2 separate regions of the Homo sapiens genome follow, and region 2 is linked to region 1. A link is a loop called in an ENCODE intact Hi-C map of the cell type or tissue named here. Cell type or tissue: psoas muscle. All regions are shown on one strand.

Region 1 (2,500 bases):
ACCTTAGGTCAGGAGTTCAAGACCAGCCTGGCCAACACGATGAAACCCCATCTCTAAAATACAAAAATGAGCTGGGCATGGTGGCACGTGTCTGTAGTCCCAGCTACTCGGGAGTCTGAGGCAAAATAATCACTTGAACCCAGGAGGCGGAGGCTGCAGTGAGCTGAGATCACACCACGGCACTTCAGCCTGGGCAACAGAGCGAAACTCCATCTCAAAATAAAACCCAACAACAACAAAAAGGAAATGAAACCACATTATCATCATGATTCCGCAGGTCAATTTCTTTATCTGAAACTTGGGAAGCGTGTTTACCTACCTTGCCTGCCAGGATTGGTGATAATCAAATTAGATTAATTATTATTTTTTTTGAGACGGAGTCTCGCTCTGTCACCCAGGCTGGAGTGCAGTGACATGATCTCAGCTCACTGCAGTCTCTGCCTCCTGGGTTCCAGCAATTCTTCTGCCTCAGCCTCCCAGGTAGCTGGGATTACAAGCATGTACCATTACGCCTGGCTAATTTTTGTATTTTTCATAGAGACAGGGTTTCACCATGTAGGCCAAGCTGGTCTTGAACTCCTGACCTCAGGTGATCCGCCCACATTGGGCTCCCAAAATGCTAGGATTACAGGCTTGGGCCACCATGCCCGGCCTAGATTAATTATGATGTCTAAAAACAACTAATATTTGGACAATGTTTTGCTGTTTACCCACATTATCTCACTTAATCATTCCAACAATCCTATGGGGTAGGTACTGTTTTTGTATTCTATGTTTCCGGATAAGGAAACCATGGCTTGGAGAGATGGTGTCACTTGCTCAAGGTCAAAGGTAGTGAGTGGTAGAGTTGGGATTCAAACGTAGCTCTCCTTGTTACTAAAGCCATGAATCTTTGCACTGTGCCATTGTGATGTGTGATGCAGGCCTGCAGAGCAGTAGAGGGACATGGAAAAGAGGAAAAGAGAAAAAAAAGAGTAGAAAGTCAAGCTGCTTCATCCTTGGTTTAGCCGTTGTCGTCCCAGGTACCAACATCTGTGGGGAGTTGCCGCCCCCTGGTGTTCTATATGTGATATGTCCTGGAAGGGAGGAGAGCTAGCAATCTGCTTGCTCCACAGTAAAAGTGGGAGGAAGGAGCTCAGAATACCCCAGCTTGTCCTTTTAGAGTCGGGACGGGGGGTGGTGGTGGGTGCATATTTCACCCAACAGTTCTGGGTAGAAGCTTGGTATATTTCAGCCCCTACTTGCTCCTTATCTGGGTGCCCTAGTGCAGGGTTAGTGGCCACTTTGACAATATTCTATTTCTGACTCAAGTGCTAGTTAGAAGGGTGTTACATCATAATTATTCTTTAAACTCTCCATTAATGTTTCATATGCTCTTCTGTATCTATGATACAACTCAATAGAAAAAATAGGATTTTTGGCAATTCTTAGGGAATAATTTTTACTCTGGGCCGAAAAAATTTGTCATTGGCATAGCATCAAATGGCAGAGTGGTACAGCCAACACCTGAAGATGTGTACTTTAAAGGGCTTTTTCACCTGTTACCTCATTTTACAGTACCATAGCCTTCCAAGGAAGGTATTTATTTTCATTTTACTTATGAGAAAATAGGCTCAAGATTCCCCCGACCCCGCCATCCACCTGTCTGAAACCAGGAAACTTTCCAGAATCCCACACTGCCCCATTGTGGCAGCCCTTATGGCTCACTCAGTAAATAGGCCATAGTGGCATGCCCAAATGAGATCCATGTTGCCTCCAAAATCTAATGTGATGCTTCTTTCTTTGTGATGGGAGATGCCAGATGCAACAACTATCCTTAATCTTACAAGGGATATTTTCATGTTCACCTTATAAACGATATTTTGATGTGCTAGAGAGCTCTGGAAGCAAGAAATTTCACTAAGGTGGTAGATTCCTTAGTTTTTGTTTGGGATTTGTTCCATACCATCTGGTATATATGTGTCTTACCAGCGTGTCTAGGGTATCAAGTAATACTCACCTAGTCCAATCAATATGATTTTATCGTGTAGTAGGCCAGCATGATCTCCTATGAAATGGGGAAATTATTAGGTCCTAGCAGGCTAGAGTTTGATAGAGGGCTGGACAGTTGATATAGCTTTGAGTGAAGAAAGTGAAGTTGTATTGTTAACTCCACCAGGTAAATGCATTCTGCTTCTAGAGGTCCCTACTGACTGACATTCCTAGCTCTCTGTCTTTGGATATCTTGTTCTATAGTGTACCAAGGATGTTTTGGCCTTTCTCCTTAATGTAATATAGGCCACCATTAAGTCCAAGTTTCAGTTAGCCAGCCCAGTAAGCTGTTATAGCCACTATCAGTTTCTTGAGCTAACATATCTGTATCAATGAATTCAGTGCAATCAAAAATTACATTTTTCTCTCTCTCTGGTATAACACTCTTGTAATCCACTTCCCTAAATATTTCCCAGGCTTTTACTAGTATAGCCTTGCAAAATGTATACTGGCAAAACCTTGCAGTTCT
Region 2 (2,500 bases), 930 kb before region 1:
CCGCACGGTCACAGACACACTCACACACACAGCAAAAACCACTCGCACACGCTCCCATATGCCACTCACACACACACATCCACGCACACAGGCTGACACAGGCTCACACACACATGCCCATACTCTCACATGCAGATACACACACAGACACAGAAAGCACTCCCATATACACATACTCCCACACACCAGCACACGATCCTCACACACAAGGACACACAACACGCTCCCCTACACACACGAGAGCACTCACAAGTACACACGAATATACACAATCACTCTCACATGTGGACACGCGCGGACACGAAAAGCACACCTGGATACACATGTTCCCACGCACATTCTCACCAGGGCTTGGGGCATGTACACACATGCTCACACACAGATACAACCCCCACCCCCACCACACACACACACACCTTTCACACCTGCCGTGTGGCCATGGGCGAGAAAGCCGGGTCAGAGCCATGCACCTCTCCTCCTCACAGAACACTAGGGCGAAGCTGGTCTCTGGGGGCCCCGTGTCCTCCTTGTAGTTCTCCCTCTGCCCTTGGCTGCCCCCAAGACCCGACTTCAATGCAGGTCCCACTTGGGGCCTGAACTTCCTCCTCTCCTCCCCTCAGCCCCACTGTTCACCTCCGCATCTCCTCTCTGCAAACCCCAGGACTCGGGCATTAGCAGGAGCTTTTCGGTAACGACCCTGCACACCACCTCCCCTCCCCGCACCCCCAAGGCGCATCGCTGATGCTGACTGTCACGGTCATGCTGGTAGGACCCCCAGGCGCAGACACGGGGACAGGGAGGCTCTCCGTTACCCCTCAAAGCAAAGCGCAGAAATGACTGCTCACCCCATTAACTCTCAAGGTGGTGCCTCAGGGAAATGGATTAGGACTCATTCCCCGTCTGCAGTCTTCCCTGCCATCACCAGGGGGCAGCCCTGATTCACATTTGTGTTAAATACCTGTTACCCAACCCCAGGCCAGAAAGGTGTTACACCTTGGAAGCATTCCTGTAAACAAACCTGACGGGTGTGTGTGCGTGTGTGTGTGTGTGTGTGTGTGTGTCCGCGCACATGCTTATGTAACAAGGTCAGTACAATATGGGTAGACTGGGAAAGTAAGTCAAAGGGGAAGACACAGATTGAATGAGCTTTAGTACAGTCACTGATGTTGGAGCAAAGTTTGGTTCTGAGTTTCCTGGTGACCATAGCAAAAATAGAACCACTCGTTAGATCACCCACCTCTCCGGGGAAAAACCAAATTCATCTGGAGGGCTTCTGGGAATTCTATCACATCTTGGTTTATACAACTCTCCCTACAGAGTCTTCCAGATCAACTGTTCATGTGTTGATCCTTCCTTAAATTTTTCATCTCTCTGTTTTATGCTTTGATGTAAAGTGATAGTTAAGGGCATTGGGTCCACTTTCCATCCTCCTATCTTTTCTTGAACTCATTCCAATCGGGTTTTCATCCTCCCCACTGTTAGAATTGGTCTTATCAAGGTCAGCAGTGACTTCCATATAGCCAAATCCAAGGACAATTCTCTGTCTTCATTTTACTAGAGCTAACCACATTTGACCAAGTGAGCATGTTCTTGCTCCTGAAGCCCTTTCTTCATTGGGCTTCAAAGACGCAAGTCTCTTTTTGTTCTTCATCAACTGTTCCTTCCCCGCCATCCACTCTGCTGGTTCCTCCTTCTCTGCCTCATCTCCAGGTATTACAGTGCCCTAGAGCTCAGCCCTGGGACCTTTCCTCTCCGTCCTGTCACTCTCTCAATCCAGTTTCAGGTCTCTGAGCACCAGATACACTTGATGACCACGCTATCTATATCTGTGGCCCACTCCTTTACTCACATCTCAAACAGGCATCTCAAGCTTAATGTGTCCAGACCCAGCTCTTGATAGACTCACCTGACATGTTCCTTCCCATTTCTCATCTCAGTAAATGGCAGCACCAATTGACTTGGGGCCACCATAGAGTTGTCCTGGACTGCTCTCTTCATTCACTCTTTCCATCCAAGCACACAAAATCTGAGGCCTCTGGCTTCAGAGAATCTCTAGAATCCAACCCTTTCTCATCATCTCTATTCCCACCTCCCTATCCAAGTCACCAAACTGCCCTGTGGGCAGTGGTTTGTCTGTTTTGTTAAGTGCTGTATCCCATGCTAGTACATAATAGGCTGTAAGTTAATCATTTTTGATTAAACAATCGAATGCCCTAGGGGCTTCTATGCACACAAAACACAAAAAGCATTCTGTTTCTCAGTAAACAAGTGATTTCACAACTATGAAAACAATAATAACATACATTTTTTGAACACCTACCACATGCCAGCAAGATGCTAGATGAGGTGATTAAGGCTCAGAGAAATAGGAAATGGCCAAAGGCTAAATATCTAGTGCTTGGTGGAATAGGTACTTGAATCATATCCATTTATTCAATTCATCCAGTATTTGTTGAGCACCAATTATGTGCCAGGTATTGTTTTGGGAGAATAAAACTGG

The links. Peaks named below come from ENCODE experiments on the same cell type or tissue, not always from the same donor. Only the 100,000 strongest peaks of a DNase experiment are listed, where the experiment ranks them.
Region 2: it touches region 1 in a loop (4-fold over the local background); 3 of 110 quality-filtered maps call a loop at or near these places.

Annotation. Positions count from the first base shown.
Region 1 is chr1:43,072,764-43,075,263 of GRCh38, forward strand. No RefSeq gene overlaps it. Among named protein-coding and RNA genes, the nearest start is that of CFAP144, 74 kb to the right of the region's middle. RefSeq lists a silencer at 1,124-1,173. In psoas muscle, a CTCF peak has its summit at 1,056 (motif pointing left); a DNase peak (open chromatin) is centred at 1,048.
Region 2 is chr1:42,146,116-42,148,615 of GRCh38, forward strand. No RefSeq gene overlaps it. Among named protein-coding and RNA genes, the nearest start is that of GUCA2B, 6.0 kb to the right of the region's middle. In psoas muscle, a CTCF peak has its summit at 941 (motif pointing right); a DNase peak (open chromatin) is centred at 926; H3K27me3 peaks cover 1,904 bases.